Linked DNA regions of Homo sapiens: region 1 is linked to region 2. A link is a loop called in an ENCODE intact Hi-C map of the cell type or tissue named here. Cell type or tissue: HCT116. All regions are shown on one strand. Each heading gives the region's core, and the rest is flanking DNA. Links, peaks and the distances in the headings are about the cores only.

Evidence for each region. Peaks named below come from ENCODE experiments on the same cell type or tissue, not always from the same donor. Only the 100,000 strongest peaks of a DNase experiment are listed, where the experiment ranks them.
Region 1: a loop joins it to region 2, with 8 times the contacts of the local background. A loop is called at or near these places in 20 of 110 quality-filtered maps.

The regions. Positions count from the first base shown.
Region 1 is chr10:91,753,307-91,766,213 of GRCh38, forward strand. It overlaps the pseudogene FAF2P1. Among named protein-coding and RNA genes, the nearest start is that of TNKS2-DT, 39 kb to the right of the region's middle. In HCT116, for the core only: a CTCF peak has its summit at 5,444 (motif pointing right); a DNase peak (open chromatin) is centred at 5,445.
Region 2 is chr10:92,428,134-92,441,040 of GRCh38, forward strand. No RefSeq gene overlaps it. Among named protein-coding and RNA genes, the nearest start is that of IDE, 140 kb to the right of the region's middle. In HCT116, for the core only: a CTCF peak has its summit at 7,063 (motif pointing left); a DNase peak (open chromatin) is centred at 7,078.

The sequences.
Region 1 (12,907 bases), core at 1,577-9,576, 680 kb before region 2:
GGTTCAATATACGCAAATCAATAAATGTAATCCAGCATATAAACAGAACCAAAGACAAAAACCACATGATTATCTCAATAGATGCAGAAAAGGCCTTTGACAAAATTCAACAAGCCTTCATGCTAAAAACTCTCAATAAATTAGGTATTGATGGGATGTATTTCAAAATAATAAGAGCTATCTATGACAAACCTACAGCCAATATCATACTGAATGGGCAAAAACTGGAAGCATTCCCTTTGAAAACTGGCACAAGACAGGGATGCCCTCTCTCACCACTCCTATTCAACATAGTGTTGGAAGTTCTGGCTAGGGCAATTAGGCAGGAGAAGGAAATAAAGGGTATTCAATTAGGAAAAGAGGAAGTCAAATTGTCCCTGTTTGCAGATGACATGATTGTATATCTAGAAAACCCCATCATCTCAGCCCAAAATCTCCTTAAGCTGATAAGCAATTTCAGCAAAGTCTCAGGATACAAAATCAATGTACAAAAGTCACAAGCATTCTTATACACCAACAACAGACAGAGAGCCAAATCATGAGTAAACTCCCATTCACAATTGCTTCAAAGAGAATAAAATACCTAGGAATCCAACTTACAAGGGACGTGAAGGACCTCTTCAAGGAGAACTACAAACCACTGCTCAACGAAATAAAAGAGGATACAAACAAATGGAAGAACATTCCATGCTCATGGGTAGGAAGAATCAATATCGTGAAAATGGCCATACTGCCCAAGGTAATTTACAGATTCAATGCCATCCCCATCAAGCTACCAATGACTTTCTTCACAGAATTGGAAAAAACTACTTTAAAGTTCATACGGAACCAAAAAAGAGCCCGCATCACCAAGTCAATCCTAAGCCAAAAGATCGAAGCTGGAGGCATCACACTACCTGACTTCAAACTATACTACAAGGCTACAGTAACCAACACAGCATGGTACTGGTACCAAAGCAGAGATATAGATGATATAGATCAATGGAACAGAACAGAGGCCTCAGAAATAACACCGCATATGTACAACTATCTGATCTTTGACAAACCTGAGAAAAACAAGCAATGGGGAAAGGATTCCCTATTTAATAAATGGTGCTGGGAAAACTGGCTAGCCAAATGTAGAAAGCTGAAACTGATCCCTTCCTTACACCTTATACAAAAATCAATTCAAGATGGATTAAAGACTTAAACATTAGACCTAAAACCATAAAAACCCTAGAAGAAAACCTAGGCATTACCATTCAGGACATAGGCATGGGCAAGGACTTCATGTCTAAAACACCAAAAGCAATGGCAACAAAAGACAAAATTGACAAATGGGATCTAATTAAACTAAAGAGCTTCTGCACAGCAAAAGAAACTACCATCAGAGTGAACAGGCAACCTACAAAATGGGAGAAAATTTTTGCAACCTACTCATCTGACAAAGGGCTAATATCCAGAATCTACAATGAACTCAAACAAATTTACAAGAAAAAAACAAACAACCCCATCAAAAAGTGGGTGAAGGACGTGAACAGACACTTCTCAAAAGAAGACATTTATGCAGCCAAAAAACACATGAAAAAATGCTCACCATCACTGGCCATCAGAGAAATGCAAATCAAAACCACAGTGAGATACCATCTCACACCAGTTAGAATGGCAATCATTAAAAAGTCGGGAAACAACAGGTGCTGGAGAGGATGTGGAGAAATAGGAACACTTTTACACTGTTGGTGGGACTGTAAACTAGTTCAACCATTGTGGAAGTCAGTGTGGCGATTCCTCAGGGATCTAGAACTAGAAATACCATTTGACCCAGCCATCCCATTACTGGGTATATACCCAATGGACTATAAATCATGCTGCTATAAAGACACATGCACATGTATATTTATTGCGGCATTATTCACAATAGCAAAGACTTGGAACCAACCCAAATATCCAACAATGATAGACTGGATTAAGAAAATGTGGCACATATACACCATGGAATACTATGCAGCCATAAAAAATGATGAGTTCACGTCCTTTGTAGGGACATGGATGAAATTGGAAATCATCATTCTCAGTAAACTATCACAAGAACAAAAAACCAAACACCGCATATTCTCACTCATAGGTGGGAATTGAACAATGAGAACAACACATGGACACAGGAAGGGGAACATCACACTCTGGGGACTGTTGTGGGGTGGGGGGAGGGGGTAGGGATAGCACTGGGAGATATACCTAATGCTAGATGACGAGTTAGTGGGTGCAGCGCACCAGCATGGCACATGTATACATATGTAACTAACCTGCACATTGTGCACATGTACCCTAAAACTTAAAGTATAATAATAATAAATTTTAAAAAAACTAACTTTTTAAACATGATATGGCATTAATTTTTATGTTTGTAAAATGTGCAGTTTTTTCTATTATATTGAGTAATATCCCTGATTTGAAAACATACATTGAAGCTCAACAATGGTTCACTAAGGTATAAAAATAGTGATTAAAATTATAACAAAAATATTACCATTATGAATTGTATCACAAATCTATAGTGTGAATACAGAACTAGAATTGGTTCAGGTACATCTGAGTGTAATTTTTCCATACAGAAGCTTTAAAAGACAAGTTCCACTAAGTATGATGATTGGCATCTGAAGATAGAATTTTTGAGAACTGATGAGCCATTTGCTCTTAGTCTCCAGAACATTATCTCTTATGAAAATTCATCAACTGGTTTATGACTTTGAAATATTAGGGTCATTTTCAGTTAAAGCACCATGATCTCTCCAGTAACCAAATATGCACAAGATAATGCTTTCCAGTCTTAAATTGAGGAATCTTGATTACAAAAGGCACAAAAGAGACCGAATTACAGAAACATCATTCAAAGTTTCATTCCTTACAGTAAAAACAGGTATAAGTTATAGTATTGGTAAGAAGTTTGTAGTAATAGCCATAATCAATGAAATTGATGTTTTTCTTCTAGAAAGCATAATGAGCTATTAGCAAAATTTGTCAGATAACACTATTGAACTCTGAGTATCTGAAATATAGCTATATGGAAGGTAATTACTATCACATATCTGTGCTAGAATGTACTTCATTCTACATAGTTGCTCAAAACCACTGAAATGATGAGTCACCTCTGTCTTAGTTCATTTTCTGTGCTTATAACAAAATACTTGAAACGGGGTAATTTGTAGAGAAAAGGAATTTGTTTCTTAAGTTCTGGAGGCTGAGAAGTCCAAGGTCAAGGGGCCACATCTGGTGAGAGCTTTCTTGCTGGTGGGAATCCTGTACAGAGCCCAGTGGTGGTACAGGAGATCACATGGTAAGGAGACTGAACATGTTAATGCGCTATACTCAGGTCTCTCTTCCTCTTTTTATAAAGCCACCAGTTCCATTCCCATGATAACCTATTAATCCATTAACCCTCTAATCCATTAATCCATAAATGGATTAATCCATTCATAAGAGCAGAGCCCTCAAGGTTCAATCACCCCTTAAATATCCTACCTCTCAATACTGCCACATTGGGGATTAAATTTCAACATGAGTTTTGGAAGTGACAAATATTCAAGCCATGGCAACCTCTTAACATTATATATATTATATAGATTAATGGCCCCCAACCTTTTTGGCACCAGGGGTCAGTTTCACGGAAGACAATTTTTCCACAGATGGGGATGGGGGGATGGTTTCGGGATGAAACTCTTCCACCTCAGATCATCAGGCATTAGATTCTCATAAGGAGCATGCAACCTAGATCCCTTGCATGCACCGTTCGCAATAGGGTTCGCACTCCTGTGAGAATCTGATGCTGCCAATGATCTGAAAGGAAGCAAATCTCAACTGGTAATGCTCACTTACCAGCTGCTCACCTCCTGTTGTGCAACCCAGTTCCTAACAGACCACTGACTTGTACCATTCCACAGCATAGAGATTGGGGACCCTGATATAGGAAGGACCTCATGACTTTATGTGTTTACCACTGAAAATGCATGCTACAGAGGAAGAGAACATGTTTAACATCTATTTTGTGTCCATCTGTGATGTGAAATGGAAACTGTATCAATAATTTGGTAGTGATAGAATACTAGCTATGGATAGAGCAAAAGCATATTTTAAAACTACAACCAAACACTGCAACAGAATATCAAGAAATATTTCTTAGACGCACACACAAGCAGAGTGTTATTAGACATTCAAATATTTGAAACATTTGAAATATCGGCATCTGAACAAGAAGAGAACCAAATGTGCTGCTCAGAGAAAAATCTCTCCACAATTTCTGGATTAATATGCAACTCAAAAGTCCAAAACTATCTGACAAAGCCTTCAAATATTTGCTCTTTTAATGACTTACAATTATGAATTAGCATTTTCTAATTTAGAAGAACATAAAAGGTAAGAAAAAGCCTGCATTTAAAACCTGACCTACAGTTCAGGGCATCCATCATCAAACCTGTTAAAAGTTAGAGAAACACATTAATGATAAGCCATAATGAGAGAATTTTACTAGGTGTCTCTGGGTATCACTAAATCACAACTGACTCCAACAAACCAAAAAAAGAGAGTTGCTCTCTCCCTGGGCACAAGTCATTGGAGTGGATTTTGTTACTCTACAGTTTTTATAAATAAGAAAAGTGTAATTCGGGTAAGTAAAATAAGCAAAGTCATAAGATTATACACACCAGAAGCATACCTAACTCACGTCTTCACAGTTCTAATTCAGACTCTTTGCTTCATACCATTCCTTCTCATAATCAGAGCCTGTAGTGTGCTTTTGATCTATTGCAAGGCTCTAGTTATTTAAACCATCAACTTAAAGGAATACTTATTCTAGAACTCTTACTGAGCTGATGGCTACCAACTAACTAAACTTCCTACACCACAACTAGGCATGGTTGTTCAGCTTACATTAAAAAAAAAAACAAAACCAACTTCCTGCTATCCTACCAAATTGTCTTCTTTCTGCCACCTAGAGAGAGCATTCAATACAGTCCAAAGCAAGGCATCTTTGAGTCCAGCGCTCTCTTTATTCTAATGGCACTCTATTCCTCCCTAGACCAAAGTACCAATTTTTTTCCCTACCCCACAACCTACACTCCCTCCCCAGTTCCAGACCTGGACACAAGATAAGGAGCATCCAAATACTGGATCTTTTTTTTAATACCTCTCCTTTTTTTTTTTTTTTTTTTAGAATTAGTTGAAATTTTATTAACATGTTGTCCATAATTAGTTCACGAAAATGAATGAATTTTACCTTGTGAACATTATTAAAATACTTTCCAAATGCAAATTATGATTTGCCCCAAAAATGCCCCAAACTTTATAAATGTCCTGTTAAGATGGATTACCTCTTCTTAAGCCTTAAACCAACATTGAAGTTTAAGTTGAACTGAGGGTTCATATTCATTCTATTTGCCAGCCTTCAAAAGTCAATAGAACTATTTCCACTAGATGGCTGTCTTTACCAAGAACTGTAAGAGCTATGCCAACTTGCAGCAGTTTTCAAGTTTTAAAGCTTACCTTTTACAGAGGCAAGCATATATGCAGCCATTTAATAGGCTCACTCCTACAAAATGTTCATGTATTACTTTATTTGTTCACCCCCGCATTGCAAAAAGTCAATATGATAAAAATGTAATGTGTTCTAGAAAATAATGAGAGAAATTTTATTTGTTTCAGGCTGAAAATTTTCTAAAACATGTAAGGAATTTTGCCCTGGAGACTGAAAGACATATATAAAAATTATCTCAGTGTAATTGTTTATATTGTCAGATCAAAAGTTACTTGTTGGTTATAAAAATTGTGTTCTTTAATATTTAAGAAAAGAGATTGGCTATCACTACTTATATTTGGAATTTGTTTCACACCTTTCTCTAGGTCATAAAGGTATTTTAAAGTTAAAATATGATACATTGAATAGAATTTGTTATAAGCTACAATTTCTACTGTATCAAGGAAATTGTTTCTTCCACTCACATGTTTTGTTATTTCCTTAGTATTTGATTCCTTGTTATTTGATTAGTACAAAAATTCAGCACCAAGTGCAGAGAGGATTGGTTGGGTGGTTGGTTGTTTTTCAGTAAACTTTTTATTGAGGTATAACAAAACTAAAGAAAAGTGCACAAATTGTAAGCATATAGCTTGACTGATGTTCGCAAAGTGAAATTAACATAAACGTTTTTGTGCAATTGTATATTTTACCTTTTTAAATTTTATTTGCTATTTGTTTAGTTACATCCAAATAACCAGCACCTAGATCAAGAACTAGAACACTACCAGCCGCCCAGACGTTCCTAATCACCTCACCGAAGTGGTGACCATTATTCTGACATCTAATACCACAGAGATGGCTTTCGCCTGTTTTGAAGTTTATATGACTCATCCCACTTGTTTGGCTTTTCATTGTGTTGATGAGAATCATCTACTTTGTTTTCACTGCTATGCATCACAACTTACTTATTCATGATCATTTGTGTGGTGTCCAGTTTGGAGCTATTATGAATAGTGCTGTTATGAAGTTTCTATATATACACTGAATCAATATGTGTATGCATTTCTTTGAGTGAGCATATACTTAGAAGTGGAATTGCTGAGTCATGACATTTGCATATGTTCAGCTTTAGTAAATACTGCCAATTTTCTGAAGTAGTTGTACCAATCCACACTCCCACAAGCAGGATACGAACTCCACTATTCCATTTCCTCCTCAGCACTTGGTATTGTCAGTCCTTTAAACAGTAGCCATTCTGGTGGGTATATAGTGATATCTCATTATAGTTTTAAATTGCTTTTCCCTGAAAACTAATGAAATTGTTTATATGCTTATTGGTTAAGAATGTTCCAATCTTTTCTTCATTTTGTATAATATTTTCAGGCTAGGTACAATGGCTCATGCCTGTAATCCCAACACTTTGGGAGACCAAGCTGAGAGGATTGCTTGAGCTCAGGAGTTTGAGGCTGAAGTGAGCTATAATTGCACCACTTCCCTCCAGCCTGGGCCATAGGGCAAGACCCTGTTTCCAAAAAAAAACACATATTTTCTATCTTTTCTTTATTAATTTGTGTGAGTCAGTGGTAAGATATAAATATATTATAATTATCTTCTACTCTGGGGCTTGACCAGTTATGGTCTTAACATTATCTTTGATGAGTAAAGTTCAGTTTATTAATTTTATCTTTTATGGTTAGCACATTCTTTAGGTCCTCTTTTTAAAATCTTTGCCCAGATAGTCATCAGACTATCCAAAGTCAGTGTGAAGGAACAAATTCTAAAAGCAGCAAGAGAGAGGCAACTAATCACCTATAAAGAAAATCCTGGCTGGGTGAGGTGGCTCACACCTGTAATCCCAACACTTTGGGAGGCAGACGCAGGCGGAGGCAGGTGGATCACCTGAGGTCAGGAGTTCGAGAGCAGCCTGGCCAACATGGTGAAACTCCATCTCTACTAAAAATACAAAAATTAGCCAGGCATGGTGGTGCGGCCTGTAATCCTAGCTACTAGGGAGGCTGAGGCAGGAGAATTACTTGAACTCAGGAGGTGAAGGTTGCAGTGAGCCGAGATCACACCACTGCAGTCTGGGCTACAGAGCAAGACTCCATCTCAAAAAAAAAAAGAAAATCTCATCAGACTAGCAACTTCTCAGCAGAAATCTTATAAGCTAGAAGAGATTAGGGTCCTATTTTCAGTTCTCTTAAAGAAAAGAACTGCTGGCAATTAGCCAGGCATGGTGGTGTGCACCCATAATCCCAGCTACTTGAGAGGCTGAGGCAGGAGACTTGCTTGAGCCCAGGAGGCGGAGATTGCAGTGAGCCAAGATCACACCACTGCACTCCAGCCTGGGCGACAGAGTAAGACTCCATCTCCAAAAAAAGGAACTGCTGGCCAAGAATTTTTTATCCTACTAAACTAAGCTTTATAAATAAAGAATAACTAAAGTATTTCCCAGACAAGTCAATGCTAAGGAAATCCATCAACACTAGACCAGTTGTACAAAAAATGTTCAAAGGAGTTCTAAACATGGAAATGAAAAGGCAATACTCATCATCATAAAAGCACACAAACGTATAAAGCTCACAGGTCTTATAAAGCAATTTCACAATTGAGACTACAAAGCAACTAGGTAACAATTAACATCATAATGGGAAAAAAATTCATATATCAATATTAACCTTGAATGTAAATGGACTAAATGCTCCACTTAAAAGACATACACTGGAAGAGTGGATAAAAAATAAAATCCAACCAAATACTGCTTACAAGAAACCCACCTAATGGGTAAAGATATTTACAAACTCAAAGTAAAGGAGTGGAAAAAGACATTCCACACAAACAGAAAACAAAGAAAGCAGTAGTGGCTATACTCACATCAGATAAAACAGACTTTAAACCAACAACAGGAAAAAAAGACAAAGAAGGTCATTATAAAATGATAAAAGAATTCAACAAGAAAATGTAACAATTCTAAATATATATGCACCCAACACCAAAGTACCTAGATTCATAAAACAAATACTACTAGACATAAGAAAAGAGATAGACAGCAATACAATAATAATGGGGAATTTCAACACCCCACTGACAGCACTGACAAGGAAGTTTGTAGCTTGCCTACATCAAAAAGACAGGAAGATCTCAAATTAACAACCAAATGTTGCAACTCAAGGAACTAGAAAAACAAGAACAAACCACACCGAAATCTAGCCTAAGAAAAGAAATAACAAAGATCAGAGAAATTGAGATCAAAAAAAGAAACAAAGGATCAACAAAAAGTTGGTTATTTGAAAAGGTAAACAGGCTGATATACTCCTTGCTAGGTTAATCAAGAAAAAAATAGAGAAGATTCAAATAAGCACAATCAGAAATTATAAAGGAGACATTACAATGGACAATACAGAAATACAGAAGATCATCAGAGACTATTATTAGCACCCCTATGTGCACAAACTAGAAAACCTAGAGAAAACAGACAAATTCCTGTAAACATACAACTTCTCAAGATTGAACCAGGAAGACATAGAAATCTTGAGCAGACAAATGGCAAGTAGTTAAACTGAATCAGTAATTTTTTAAAAATCTCCTGACAACAATAACAAAAATCCAGGACAAGAGGGATTCACAGCCAAATTTTGCCAGATGTACAAAGAAGTAGTACCAATCCTACTGAAACTGTTCCAAATGCTGAGGAGGGAATCCTCCCTTACTCATTCTACAAAGCCAGTATCACCCTGATAACAAAGCCAGGCAAGGACACAACAAAAAAAGAAAACTATAGGCCAATATCCCTGATAAACATAGACGCAAAATCCTCAACAAAATACTAGCAAACCAACAGCACATCAAAAAGAACATCATGATGGGTTTTATTCCAAGGATGCAAGGATGGTTCAACATACACAAATCAATAAATGGGATACACCACACTAACAGAATTAAAAACAAAAATCACATGATCATCTCAACAGATGCAGAAAAAGCATTTGATAAAATTCATTATTTCTTCATGATAAAAGCCCTCAACAAACTAGGCATCAAAGGAACATATATCAAAATAATAAAAGCCGTATATGACAAACCCACAGCCAACATCACACTGAATATAGAAAAGCTAAAAGCATTCTCCCTAAGAACTGGAACAAGACAAGGATGCCCACTTTTACCACTCCTATTCAACATGGTAGTGGAATCCTACCTACGGAAAGAAATAAAAGGCATCCAAATTAGAAAGAGGAAGTCAAAGTATCTCTGTTCACTGATGATATGATCTTATCTCTAGAAAAATCCTAACACTCCTCCAAAGAGTTTTAAATTTGATTAATGACTTCAGTCAAATTTCAGGATACAAAATCAAGATACAAAAATCAGCAGCATGTCTATCCACCAATAAAATCAAGCTGAGAACCAAATTAAGAACTCAATCCCTTTTACAGTAGCTAGAAAAATAAAATAAAATACCTAGAAATACATTTAACCAAGGGGGTAAAAGATCTTTATGAGAAGAACTACAAAACACTGATGAAAGAAATTGTAGGTGACACAAACAAATGGAAAAACATCCCATGCTTGTGAATTGGAAAAATCAATATTGTTAAAATGATCATACTATCCAAAACAATCTACATATTAAATGCAATTCCTATCAAATTACCAATGTCATTTGTCATGGAATTAGGGGAAAAAAAATCCTAAAATTCCAATGGAATGCAAAAAGAGCCTGAATAGCCAAAGAAATCCTAAGCAAAGAGAACAAAGCTAGAATAAAGCATCACCTTACCTGACTTGAAATTATACTACGACGCTATATTAACCAAAACACCATGACACTGGTATAAAATAGACACATAGATCAATGGAACAGAACAGAGACCAGGAATAAACGACATCTACAACAGACAAAGTCAACAAAAACATGCACTGCGAAAAAGACACACTTTTCAATAAATGATTCTGGGAACATTGAATAACCATATGCAGAAGAAGGAAACTGGACTCATATCTCTCACCATATGTAAAAATTAACTCAAGATAGATTAAAGACTTAAATATAAGACCTGAAACTATAAAAATCCTAGAAGAACACCTCAGAAAAACTCTTCTAAATGTTGGCCTAGGCAAAGAATTTCTGACTGTCATCAAAAACAAATACAACAAAAACAGATATAGACACATGGGACTTAATTGAACTAAAAGCTTCCATATAGCAAAAGAAATAATTAACAGAGTAAACAGGCAACCTACACAATGGGAAAAAAAATGTTTGTAAACTATGCATCTGACGAAGGGCTAATATCTAGAATCTACAAGGAAATCAAACTCAACAAGAAAAAAATAGATAACCCCATTAAAAATGGGCAAAAGACATGAACAGATATTTTTCAAAAGAAGATTTACAAGCAGCCCACAAACAGGTAAAAAAGCTCAACATCACTAGTCATCATTGAAATGCAAATTAAAACTACAATGAGATACCATCTTACATCAGTCAGAATAGTTATTATTAAAGAGTCAAAAAACAGATATCAGTGAGAATGTGACAAAAAGGGAATGCATATACATTGTTGGTGAGAATGTAAATTGGTACAATCTCTATGGAAAACAGTATGGAGATTTCTCAAATAAAACTGAAAATAGAACTACCATTCAAACCAGCAATACCACTAGATGTCTACCCAAATGAAAAGAAATCATTATATCAAAAAGACACCTGCACTCATATGTTTACTGCAGCACCATTCACAATAACAAAGTCATGAAATAAGTCTAAGTGTTCACCAATAGATGATTGGATAAAGAAAATGTGACATATATATACCATGGAATACTATGCAACCATAAAAATAATGAAATCATGTATTTTGCATCAACATGGATGGAGCTGGAGGCCATTATTCTAAATAAAATAACTCAGAAACAGAAAGTCAAATATAGCATGTTCTCACGTCTAAGTGGGAGTTAAACAGAAGGTATACATGGACATCAGAGGGCAATAATAGACATTGGAGACTCCAAAGGGTGAGAGGGGCCAGGTGCGGTGGCTCACGCCTATAATCCCAGCACTTTGGGAGGCCAAGGCGGTCAGATTGCTTGAGGCCAGTAGTTTGAGACCAGCCTGGCCAACATGGTGAAACCCCACCTCTACTAAAAATACAAAAATTAGCTGGGCATGGTGGCAGATGCCTATAATCCCAGCTTCTTGGGAGGCTGAGGCAGAGAATCACTTGACCCCAGGAGGCAAAGGTTGTAATGAGCCAAGATCATGCCATTGCACTCCAGCCTGGGCGACAGAGTAAGACTCTTGTCTCAAAATAAATAAATAAATAAATTTTTTTAAAGGTGAGAGAGTGGCAGAGGGGGTAAAGGTTGAAAAATTACCTACTGGGTACAATGTTCACTATTCAGGTCATGGGTACACTAAAAGCCTAAAGTTCACCACTACACAATATATCCATGTTACAAAACTGCACTTATACCCCCTAAATCTATGGAAATAATTTTAGAAAATCATTGCCTATTCCAATTTCATGAATATATTCATCTGTGCCTTCTTCTTGGAATTTTTTTTTCAGCCCCCTTGGTCATTGCAAAACAGAAACAAAATTATTCATAAATTGTGGCAGTTCAAGGAACATCTCTGCTGTGTACTTTCTCTTCCCTCTCCTCTCCAGAGGTGGGAGAAGCAAGTCCTCAGAAGATGCTGCAAGTAGCTGGTTGATGGAAGTTTTTCACTTTATTTTCCATAAAACCAAGAATCAATGAGAATTTGTGGGAATGTCCCCTTCCCCAGTTGGGACAATGTATGAGTTGAAGGGGAAGAGTCTCTGTTTACTGGATGGTGCATGTGCAGAGGCCATCGAGAAAAGCTGAGCTTGCTGAGTGGGTACGTTCATTGCTAACCTTGTGTACGCACAAACAGGTTGTGATGTCTTGCAGGCAACATGGCTTCTGATCCTTCCTTTGGATGCAGTAGTCTTTTAAAAAATATATTGTATAATAATAATATGAATTTCTCTCTCTTGGTTGTTTTTTTTTCTGTTTTGTTTGTTTGTGTGTTTTTCTGTTTCGTTTAGGGATGGGAGTAGGAGGGGAGGGGAAGAAAAAATGTCATTTGTCTATTAGATCCTGAACAAACAGAACTCCTGTATGGCTGAGTCCAACCTCCTGCAGCATAGGGAAATTGGGCAGCACTTGCCTGGAAAAATTGGCTTCAATTGGAAGCTTTTCAGGGCTTTTTTTCAAGGAGAATAAGAAGTCATGGATTATTGTTAGAGACTATGAAAAGTGGAATCATCTCTCTACTTGAGAATCACTGTGTAATTTGAAGATAATCTTGACATTTTCAGGGTCATCGGGGAAATTTCAGGGGCAGGCATTCCAACTTCCTTTCCTTTTCCTCATGTAAATTCTGCTACCATCTCT
Region 2 (12,907 bases), core at 2,872-10,871:
TGACATTGAAAAGAGGAAAATTAACCAGGCATGGTGGCTCATGATTACCTGAGGTCAGGAGTTCGAGACCAATCTGGCCAACATGGTGAAACCTCATCTCTACTAAAAATACAAAAATTAGCTGGGCGTGATGGTGGGCACCTGTAATCCCAGCTACTTGCAAGGCTGAGGCAGGAGAATCACTTGAACTCGGGAGGCGGACGTTGCAGTGAGCCGAGATCGTGCCATTGCACTCCAGCCTGGATGACAAGAGTGAAACTCTGTCTCAAAACAAACAAACAAACAAAAAAGAGTAAAATTATAGAAGAAAAAAAATGGCACAAAGACTGACCTCTAAAGTAAACTATGGACTCTAGTTAACAATAATATATCAATACTGATTTATCAATTATAACAAATGTGCCACACTAATCCAAGATGTTAATAATAGGGATATTGCCAGGCGCCTCAGGTCTGTAATCGCAGCACTTCGGGAGGCTGAGGCAGTCTGATCACTTGAGGTCAGGAGTTTGAGACCAGCCTGGCCAATACAGTGAAACCCCACCTCTACTAAAAATACAAAAATTAGCCAGGCGTGGTGGCGGGCACCTGTAATCCTAGCACTTTGGGAGGCTGAGGCAGGAGAATTGCTTGAACCTGGGAGGTGGAGGTCACAGTGAGCCAAGATAGCTCCACTGCAATCCAGCTTGGGTGACCTAGCAAGATCCAGTCTCAAAAAAAAAAAAAAAAAAAAAAAAAAAGGGCGGGTATTCTGAAACTCTCTGTACATTCTGTTCAATTTTTCTGTAAACCTAAAACTATACTCCTCCCCCATAAAATCTATTAATTTACTTAAAAGTGAAGTTGACTTTTTAACACAAAATGGGAAAGGCTTTAGGCAGGAAAGCCACATGGTCAGATATAGGTCTTGAATAAAGCTGCCTGGAGGCAGTATGAAAAGCCATGGTGGGGTGGTAGAGTGAAGCAGAAGGGGAAAGCGTACAAAGCCTGGCATCAAAGAGTAATGCACGGTCCAAGTAGAAGAAGGTGACAGTCTCCGCTAGAATAATGAAGAAGGGAAATAGGAAGCAGGCTTGAGAAATACTTAGGGGGTCAAATAGGCAAGATGAGGTGATTGGTTTTATTTGTACAGTAAGAGAGGGAAAGGAAAAGAATGACATCCAGTTTTCTAGCATAGGTGATGGGGTGGGTAAAATTCTACTTAATTAGATCTCAAGTACCCCTTTTGTACTCTCGGATGGCACTCACCTCCATTCCTCTATCATCATAGATGGAAATATGTAATTGTGGGTTTCTTTGTTCATTTGTTTTGACACAGGGTGTTGCTCTGTTACCCAGGCTGGAGTGCAGTGGCACCTTCGCAGCTTACTGCAGGCTCAACCTCCTGGGCTTCTAGCAATCCTCCCATGTCAGCCTCCCAAGTAGCTGGGACTACAGGCACGAGCACCACACCCAGGGAATTTTTAATTTTTTTGTAGTCCCAGGGTCTCACTATGTTGCCCAGGCTGGTCTCAAACTCCCAGGCTCAAGCAATCCTCCCACCTTGGCCTCCCAAAGTGCTGGGATTGCAGGCCTGAGCCACCGTGCTGGGCCAGGCTTATTTGTTTGGTGGCAGTCTGCTTCTCTAGATTGAAAAGGCAGTGGGGTGGAACCATGTCTGGTCTTGTTCATCCTTCTATCCCAGCCCTAGCACAGTGAGTGGCACAGAGTAGGCACCTGATAAATAGTTGTCAACAAATATAGACTGTGTCAATTATACCTCAATAAATCGGGGAAAAAAATTAAAAATGGACTGAGAAAATGAGCATACAGAAAGAAAAGACAGTTTAAGAAGTTCCTTTTTGGAGCCGGGTGTGGTGGCTCACGCCTGTAATCCCAGCACTTTTGGAGGTTGAGGTGGGCGGATCATGAGGTCAGGAGTTCAAGACCAGCCTGACTAACATGGTGAAACCCCGTCTCTACTAAAAATACAAAAATTAGCGGGGCATGGTGGCATGCTCCTGTGATCCCAGCTACTTGGGAGGCTGAGGCAGGAGAATCACTTGAACCCAGGAGGCAGAGGTTGCAATGAGCTAGAGATCGAGCCACTGCACTCCAGCCTGGGCGACAGAGCGAAGACTCTGTCCCAGGAAAAAAAAAAGGAAGTTCCTTTTTGGACATGGTGAGTTTGAAATGACTGTGCAAAAGTCCAGGTGGAGATAGCCAGGAGGCAGCTGGAAATGAATTTGAGATTCAGGGAGAGATTAGGTTTGGAGATAGAAAGTGGAGAGTTAAGGCCAGGCATGGTGGCTGACGCCTGTAATTCCAGCAATTTGGGAGGCTGAGACTGGCGATCACCTGAGGTTGGGAGTTTGAGAACAGGCTAACATGGAGAAACCACATCTCTACTAAAAATACAAAATTAGCAGGCATGGTGGTGCATGCCTGTAATCCCATCTACTCGGGAGGCTGAGGCAGGAGAATTGCTTGAACCCTGGAGGCGGAGGTTGTGGGGTAAGCCGAGATTGCACCATTGCACTCCAGCCTGGGCAACAAGAGCGAAACTCCAACTTAAAAAAAAAAAGAAAAAAAAAAAGAAAGTTGAGAGTTAACAGCATGTCATAAAATAAAAGCAAGAAAGAAATGTGTAGGAGCAGACCCCAATGAAGTTCAACATTTAATGTCATTTACTTCCTCCTACTTCTTAGTCAATCACCTCTGCCTTATCCAAGTGCACTTCACTTTCCCCTGCGCTGCTTACAGGGATGGCATATGACACAGCCCCAGGGGACACATTACTATGTTGTGCTCCAGGGAGGGCCTGCCTTTGCCTTCATGACCTTTTCCAAGGTGACATCATGTGCCTATAATATCTTTTCTCCATTTGCCAACTCAGTTTTCTCCAATTCCTTAAACAGCCAGTGAATTCACGGAAATCCTCTTCCATTAAATCCTTTTGCTGCAGACCACAGAATAGCAACTATCCTGAATATTCTGACCCCTGAATAGCAAATTACCACTCTGCTGAATCAAAATGTGGAACTCTTACTCGTTCCCAGTTCTTTTTCCAATTAGATGCCTTGTTGTTTACTCTTAAAATCAACTTAGGTCTCTTTCCTTTCTTTCCTCTTTTTCCTTTCTTCCTTTCCTTCCTTTCCTTTCCTTCCCTTCCTTCCTCCCCTTCCTTCCTCTCCTTCCCTTCCTTCCCTTCCCTCCCTTTCTTCCCTCCCTCCCTTCCTTCCTTCTTTCTTTTCTCTTTTTCTTTCATCTTTCTTTCTTTTTTGAGATGAAGTCTCGCTCTGTCACCCAGGCTGGAGTGCAGTGGCACGATCTCGGCTCACTGCAACCTCCACCTCCTGGGTTCAAGTGATTCTCCTGCCTCAGCCTCCTGAGTAGCTGGGATTACAGGCACGCACCACCACACCTGGCTAATTTTTGTATTTTTAGTAGAGACGGGGTTTTACCATGTTGGCCAGGCTGGTCTGGAATGCCTGACCTCGTAATCTGCCCTCCTCAGCCTCCCAAAGTGCTGGGATTATAGACATGAGCCACCACGCCCGGCCTATTTATTTATTTTTGAAACCAGTTCTCACTCTGTCGCCCAGGCTGGAGTGCAGTGGCAAGATCATGGCTCACTGCAGCCTTGACTTACCAGACTGAATCAATCCTCCCATCTCAGCCTCTCAAGTAGCTGGGACAACAGACACGTGCCACCATGCCCGGCTAATGTTTATATTTTTTGTACAGACAGGGCCTTGCCATGTTGCCCAGGCTGGTCTTGACCTTCTGGGCTCAAACCATCTGACTACCTCAGCCTTCCAAAGTGCTGGGATTACAGGTGTGAACCACCATGCCTTACCCAAATTAGGCTTATCTTGATGCAAACACCTTGTTGTCTGTTGCTATTTGGTTTATTGTTTCTGTGTCATTGTCTGTGTGTTCGGCCATAGCAGTGATGTATGTGTCCTGATCTGGTGCTTACCCTGAAGAAATCATAGGCTGTGTCAGGTAGAGCCATGGACAGTCTGGATTATCTAGCACAGTTCTGTTGAAAATATTCATTTGATATGTCAAACTATGCATTTTGTTTTCTTTTTCTTTGTTTTATATAGAATCAGGGTCTCACTATGCTGCCCAGGCTGGTTTTGAACTCCTGGCTTCCCACCTTGGCCTCCCAAAGTGCTGGAATTACAGGTGTGAGCGACCATGCCAAACCCAAACTGTGCATTTTGGCTCAGAAAATGTTGTTAGGGCAGGAACACTTGGCAGATTTCTTGGTATTTACAATTAGGCATTTAATACATACTTTTTAGAAATAACAACAACAACAAAGGAACTTGAGCTTCTCAAGTCTTAGCTTTGTCTAAAGCCCACAGGGTCTCTTTAGAAAGGATAATGTCTAAAATCAACATTATAAATATATTTATGGGAGACTGGTTTGAGTAATAAAACTCCGGTCTCCCGCAAAAATAAATAAAAATAAATAAGTAAATATATTTATGTTCTATATGCCAACATAGCAACTTCTCAGTGATGTTCAGTAAGGGATAAATTCCTCCATTTATTAAGTGTCTAATTGTAAATACCAGGAAATCTGCCAAGTGTTCCTGCCCTAACAACATCGGAGAACAACAGGAAGCCTGATCAACAGTGGCTTTTCCCCTCATAGCAAGTGCAGGGATAGGCAGTCCCCTGTAGTCCCAGCTACTCGGGAGGCTGATCAGCATAAAAGCTGCCCATAGTCGCCATCAGGGAGGGATCCGGGCTGCTCTCACCTGTCCATTCTGTCCTTCTTAGTTACAGTGGCTTTTGTCCTCACACTTGTCATCTCATGGCCAGTGGTGGCTGCTCCACTTCTAAGTTTCATGTCCCCAGGAAGATGGTAGCAAGAATTCGGGGGTGGAGGGACAAGGGAAAAAGACACTTCTTGTACTGAGGTATTGTCATTTTATTCAGGAAGGGAAGCCCTCCTTAGTGATTTCACTTAGATCTCATTGACCATCTCTCCCTACAAGGGAACAGAGAGACGGAGTTTGTAGCTTTTACAGCTTCTGTGACAGAGCTAGACAAGTGAGATGGGAGAAATGATTGGGAGCTACCAATCAAGTACTTCAGACTTAAGAAAAAAATAGAAATCACATTATTGCATCTGCATATTTCCTAAAATCCTGTGAGCAACACATCTTACGCTAATTTACTTGTGCAGATGTTGATTTCTATCTACATAATTTACAGAATGATCTCATTTCAAAAATTTCCACTCCATAAAATATGAACAATATTACACTCCTTTCTTATTTTCAGTTTTGGTGTCAGTTTATATGGTCTATTTTATCAAAGTGAACTAGGAAAAGGATTGAAAATATTTCTAGATTCTAATTCAGGTAATTGGGTGAATAAGAGTTTTTTTTTTTTCTTTTTTGAGATGGAGTCTCGCTCGGTCACCCAGGCTGGAGTGCGGTGGCACAATCTCAGCTCACTGCAACCTCTGCCTCCCGGGTTCAAGCGATTTTCCTGCCTCAGCCTCTCAAGTAGCTGGGATTACCGGCACGCACCACCACGCCCAGATAATTTTTGTATTTTTAGTAGAGATGGGGTTTCACGATGATGGCCAAGCTGGTTTTGAACTCCTGACCTCAAGTGATCTGCCCACCTCGGCCTCCCAAAGTGCTAGGATTACAGGTGTGAGCCACCACGCCCAGCCAAATAAGAGATATTTTTAGCCATGTGTCATTTTTCTTTCTTTCTTTTTTTTTTTTTTTTATGAGATGGGGTATTGCTCTGTTGCCCAGTCTGGAGTACAGAGGCACAATTATAGCTCACAGCAACCTCAAATTCCTGGGCTCAAGCAGTCTTCCTGCCTCAGCCTCTTGAGTTGCTGGTATTACAGGCATGAGCCACCACACCTGGCTGTCATTTTTATTTTACTTTATTATTTTATTTATTTATTTATTTAGAAACAGGATCTCCGTCTGCCTGTCGCCCAGGCTGGAGTGCAGTGACATGATCATGGCTCACTGCAGCCTTGACCTCCTGGGCTCAAGTGATCCTCCCACCTCAGCCTCCAGAGTAGCTGGGACTACAGGTAAGAGCCATCATGCCTGGCTAATTTTTTTATTTTTATTTTTTATAGAAATGAGGTCTCCCTATGTCGTCCAGGCTGGTCTTGGACTCCTGGGCTCGAGCGAGCCTTCTGTTTCAGTCTCCCAAAGTGCTGGGATTTCAGGCATGAGCCACCATATCCAGCCCTGGCTGTCATTTTTAAAGTTAGTTCCTGGTCTTTTCCTCTGAGGTGGCAAAAATTTCTTTGACTGGCAAGCAACAGCACCAAAGGTAATGTTACCTATCTTCCCACGTTTGTCCCCGCTTGGCACATTACATAAATTGGAGTCAGCCAGGTTCCATGGCTCATGCCTATAATCCCAGCAATTTGGGAGGCCAGGATGGGAGGATGGCTTGAGGACAGGAGTTCAAAACCAGCCTGGGCAACATAGTGAGACCCCGCCTCTACAAAAAATAAAAAATTAGGCAAGGTGGTGAGCACCTATAGTCCTAGCTACTCGAGAAGCTGAGCCTGGAGGATCACTTGAGCCCAGGAGTTCCAGGCTGCAGTGAGCTATGATGGAACCACTGCACTCCATCCTGGGAGACAGAAAAAGATCTTGTCTCTAAAAAAAAAAAAAAAAATTAAGGGCTGGGCACAGTGGCTCACGCCTGTAATCCCAGCACTTTGGGAGACCGAGGTGGGCGGATCACGAGGTCAGGAGTTTGAGACCAGCCTGGCCAACATAGTGAAAACCCGTCTCTACTAAAAATACAAAAATTAGCTGGGTGTGGTGGCAGGCACCTGTAGTCCCAGCTACTTGGGAGTCTGAGGCAGGAGAATCGCTTGAACCCAGGAGGAGGAGGTTGCAGTGAGCCGAGACCACGCCATTGCACTCCAGCCTGGGTGACAGAATAAGACTCCGTCTAAAAAAAAAAATTAAAAGAAGAAACCATAAATTGGAGTTGGTGTAGACATAAAGCCAGAGAATGGGTTTTGAGTGTGTGGAGCATTTTTCACTGAGAAGTGCTTTATCTCCATCTTGTGGACAACCTTATCTTTGCAATGTCAGCAGTGGTTCTCTGGCCTTAAACACACATAAGGATCACGAGGAGGACTTGCAAACAATCCAATATCCAGTCCTCTCTACCCCATCCCCACCAACTCAGTTAGTGTAGATATATATTTTATATATATATATGTGTGTGTGTGTGTGTATATATGTGTGTGTGTATATATATGTGTGTGTGTATATATGTGTATATATGTATATATGTGTATATATATGTGTATATATGTATATATATGTGTGTATATATGTGTGTGTGTGTGTGTGTATATATATATATATATATATATATATATATATATGATCTGTAGCTGGGCGATAGGAAGCAGGAAAAAAAAGATCTGTAGCCAACTTTCATATGCAATTAGGGTTAAAAACCAATAAGTTAGAAGAAACTCTAAGTCAGTTATGAATACTGGAACAATCATTCCTTCTATAAGACTGCCATAAAGTAAAAAGAACAATCTCTGTAGGTAAATTATACAATCTTCCAAAGGCCCTTTTACAACTTGCAGAGAGGAAATCAAGGAGTTGCTAGCAATATGAGAAATCTAAACCCAAATCCAAATTGCTTTCTGTGCAACTCTCCCTATGATGAGGCAGAAATGTGCTGAGCAAAGAGACATGCAAATACACACACCATCAGACTTGTCCCTGGGCCAAACTGTGAAGTGGTTTCCACCTGCTTTTGGTATCATATATGTTTCCTGGCTGCTTTCTTGCGTATATCCTTGTTTAATTCTGGTTCTTCTCATGAATGCCAATATTTGCCTGAGGGCACAGGGCCCTGGAAGGCCTCAGGTGCCCACCCAGATCTTGCTTTTCCCTCCATCTTTTCGTTTATTAAAACTTACCTTGCCGGGATCTGATTCTTTCTCAGCTCATTATCTTCTTAAAAAGCTTCTCAAACTAATTCCCAATGACAATGGGTCAGTCTTCATCATAATGCAGGCATTATTGGAATTTTTTTTTTTTTTTTTTTTTTGAGATGAAGTCTCCCTCTGTTGCCCAGGCTGGAATGCAGTGGTGCAATCTAAGCTCACTGCAATCTTTTGCTTCCCGGTTCAAGTGATTCTCCTGCCTCAGCCTCCTAAGTAGCTGGGATCACAGGAGCCCACTATCACGCCCGGCTAAATTTTGTATTTTTAAAAGTAGAAATGGGGTTTCACCATTGTGGTCAGGCTGGTCTCGAACTCCTGACCTCAGGTGATCTGCCTGCCTCAGCCTCCCAAAGTGCTGTGATTACAGGCGTGAGCCACCATGCCCAGCCTGGAATAAAATTTAGTCATTAAAATAGGAGACCAAGTTCTGCTCTGGCAGTGGTTGACTAGATGGTGCTGAAACCTCTCACTGAAAACAAACTAGAAAAGATGTACAATATATACCATTAAGAGTGAAAAGACAAGCCAAAGAGTGATAAATAATAAAAATAACAAAAGAGCTCAGACCCAAAATATATGGGACTCCTACAAATCACTAAGGATTGACAACACAATTAAAAAATGGCTGAGAGGCCAGGCACAGTGCCTCATGCCTGTAATCCCAGCGTTTTGGGAGGCCAAGCAAAATCACTTGAGACCAGGAGTTCAAAATTAGACTGGGCAACATAGCAAGACCCCTGTCTCTACAAAAAAATTAAAAAATCAGCTGGGCATGGTTGGGCACAGTGGCTCACGCCTGTAATCCCAGCACTTTGCGGGGCTGAGGCGGGTGGATCATCTGAGGTCAGGAGTTCAAGGCCAGCCTGACCAACATGGTGAAACCCCATCTTTACTAAAAATACGAAAAGTTGACAAGGTGTTAACTTTTCTCATATTGCTAGCAACTCCTTGATTTCCTCTCTGCAAGTTGTAAGAGGGCCTTTGGAAGATTATATAATTTACCTACAGAGATTGCCTCGGGACGCTGAGGCAGGAGAATCATTTGAACCCGGGAGGCGGAGGTTGCAGTGAGCCGAAATGGCACCACTGCACCCCAGCCTGGGCGACAGAGCAAGACTCTGTCTCAAAAAAAAAAAAAAAGAAAAGAAAAGAAAAGAAAAAGGCCGGGTGCAGTGGCTCATGCCTGTAATCCTAGCACTTTGGGAGGCCGAGGTGGGCGGATCACCTGAGGTCAGGAGTTCGAGACCAGCCTGACCAACATGGAGAAACCTCATCTCTACTGAAAATACAAAGTTCACCGGGGGTGGTGGCGCATGCCTATAATCCCAGGTATTCGGGAGTTTGAGGCAGGAGAATCGCTTGAACCCGGGAGACGGAGGTTGCAGTGAGCCGAGATCGTGCCATTGCACTCCAGCCTGGGCAGTAAGAGTGAAACTCCATCTCAAAAAATAAAATAAAATAAGCTGGGCATGATGGCACACACCTGTAGTCCTAGCTACTTGGAAGGCTGAGGTGGGAGGATTGTTTTAGCCCAGGATTTTGAGGCTGCAGTGAGCTATGACTGCATCACTGCACTCTAGCCTGGGTGACAGAAAGAGACCCTGTCTCAAAAAAAAATTGGTGAAAGACTTCACAAAAGGGAACACTGAAAAGTCAATACACATGAAAAGTTTCTTAAGCTCATTATATGCAAAGAAATGCTAATTAAAACCACAGTGTATATACCTACTACACCCATGAGAATGGCCAAAATTTAAAAGACTAACAGTTGGTCCAAGAGTTGTGGGTTGTTAAGCTGATTAATATTGTCTCCCTCTACAACCATGCTTGACTCCAAAAAATAAAGAAAATAAAAAATAAAAATACTGGCCAGGTGCAGTGGCTCACGCCTGTAATCCCAGCACTTTGGGAGGCTGAGGCAGGCGGATCACGAGGTCAGGAGATCGAGACCATCCTGGCTAACATGGTGAAATCCCGTCTCTACTGAAAATACAAAAAATTAGCCGGGCGTGGTGGTGGGCGCCTGTAGTCCCAGCTACTCGGGAGGCTGAGGCAGGAGAATGGCATGAACTCACGAGGCAGAGCTTGCAGTGAGCTGAGATTGCGCCACTGCACTCCAGCCTGGGGGACAGAGCAAGACTGCGTCTCAAAAATAAATAAATAAATAAATATAAATAAATAAATAATAAATAAAAATAAAAAGACTAACAATACCAAGTGATGGTAAACAGCTGAAACTCTCATACCCTGCTGTGAGAGTGTAAATTCGCATAGTCACTTTGGAAAACTGTTTAGTTGTATCTGCTAAAGTTGCTCACACACATGTATCCTATGACTTTGCAATTTCACCTGTTACAGAAATAGATGCAGATACGTACCAAAGACATGTTTTTGTTGTTGTTGTTTTTGAGACAGAATTTCGCTTTTGTTGCCCAGTCTGGAGTGCAATGGTGGGATCTGGGCTCACCACAACCTCCGCCACCCAGGTTTAAGCGATTCTCCTGCCTCAGCCTCCCGAGTAGCTGGGATTACAGACATGCACCACCATGCCCAGCTAATTTTGCATTTTTAGTAGAGATGGGATTTCTCCACTTTGGTCAGGCTGGTTTCAAACTCCCAACCTCAGGTGATCCGCCCACCTCAGCCTCCCAAAGTGCTGGGATTACAGGCATGAGCCACTGTGCCTGGCATCAAAGACATGTTTTAAAATGTTTAAAAATAGGCTGGGCGCAGGCCAAGATGGCGCCACTGCACTCCAGCCTGGGTGACACAGCGAGACTCCGTCTAAAAAATAAATAAATAAATAAAATAAAATTATTGAGATGTACCTGGAAGTGCTCCTCAAACTTTACTGTATGTTTGACTCACCTGGAGATCTTGTTAAAAGGTAGATTTTATCCAGTAGTCTGCGGCAAGCTCCAGTTGATGCCCACACTGGTCCACCGAGCATGCTTTGACTAGCAAGGACCTAGGGCGCTTCCCAAACTATGTTCCACCAACAGTAACGTTTTGCAAAGTGTTGACATTATTAAATTACTAAAATATAATAAAAATTTACTTTAAAAACATAATACTGGCTGGGTACAGTGGCTCATGCCTATAATCCCCATACTTTGGGAGGCCGAGGCAGGAGGATCACTTGAACTCAGGAGTTTGAGACTAGCCTGGGCAACAAAATGAGACCCCATCTCTACAAAAAATTCAAAAATTAGCTGGATGTGGTGGTGCATGCCTGTAGTCCCAACTACTGGAGAGACGAAGTGGGAGGCTGGCTTGAGCCTGGGAGGCAGAGGTTGCAGGGGGCCAAGATCGCGTCACTGCACTCCAGCCTGGGCAACAGAGCCCGACTCTGTCTTAAACGCGCACACACACACACACACACTCTCTCTCTCTCTCTCTCTCTCTCTCTCTCTCTCTCTCTCTATATATATATATATATATATATATAATTTTCAGGTTACTCTTATTTTGTAAGAATTTGTTTTTAAAAGTCAGTGTGCCATAGCAGAGAATAATAACCTCATAAACATAAAGCTCAGTAAACAACTATGTGCCAGGTACTGTGACACTACCTAATTTAATCCAGAAGAATATGCCTGGAAGTGGCAGGAAAGGTCATCCCATGATGAACATGAGCTCTCTGACACTTCGCTGGAAAAGCAGCACTTAGCAATTGGCATCTCTGTGATGGATTGTCTATTGATGGGGCTGGAAAACTTCTGTAAAACACTAGGTGGTAAATATTTAGGCTTTCTGGATATTGAGACTCAGGAAATGCTACCTCAAAGCGAAAGCCTCAGAAGCAGCTCTCTCTGACCTCCTCCTGCCCTCCTGTCTCTTCCCCGCTTTCTCCCCCAGGGCATGCCACGGAAACTAGAATCCTTCTTCTCCACAGTGGGTTATAAAGCCTAAAAACATTACTCTAACCTCTCCCCACCTTTCTGTCTAGAGATGGTCATAAAGAAATTCCCTGACCTATCTGGCTTGACAGTAGGTCATAAGACCCCCATTCCAGGATCCTGTTCCATACCTGAGAGGAAGAAATGCTACAACAGAGACACCAAGAAGAACCTCAACAGACAGGTCTTGCTGGGCTTCCTCCTCTCGGTCTACTACATTAGATCACACCCTTTGCCACAGTTGTACATGACTGTCCACTCTTCATTGCATCGAAGCATACAAATGGACAGTTTTTCCTATATCTCTGGGTCTTCATTTTGAAGGCTCCCATGTCATGTAAAACCATGATTAAATAAACTTGTTACACTTTTCTCTTGTTAACCGTCTCTTTTGTTATAGAAGTGTCTGCTGCGACCCTTATGATGGGAAGAAAAGGTATCACACCCTTTTCACCCCTACACAGATCATAGGGTCTGTATCATAACTACTAAGCTCTGCCATTATAGCATGAAAGCATAAATATGTAAAAGAATGAGCATAACTGTGGTCCAAAAAACTTCATTGACAAAAAACATGGCAGGCCATAGTTTCCAACCTGTGGCCTATTGAATCTTTAGTCAATGATATGTGTCTTGTTTTAAAATTTGCATACATTTTACCTGAGAAAATGTTATAAATCTATAGTTTGGTTTCTTTCTTTCTTTTCCTTTCTTTCTTTCTTCCTTTCTTTCTTTCATTCGTTCGTTCTTTCTTCTTTCGTTCTTTCTCTCTCTTTCCTTCCTTCCTTCTCTCTTTCTCTTTCTCTCTCTCTCTTTCTTTTCTTTTCTTTCTTTTTTTGTCTTTTTTCTGATGGAGTCTCGCTCTGTTTGTTGCCCAGGCTGGAGTGCAGTGGTGTGATCTCGGCTCACTGCAGCCTCTACCCCTGGGTTCAGGTGATTCTCCTCTCTCAGCCTCTGGAGTAGCTGGGATTACAGGCATGCACCACCATGCCTGGCTGATTTTTGTATTTTTAGTAGAGACAGAGTTTTACCATGT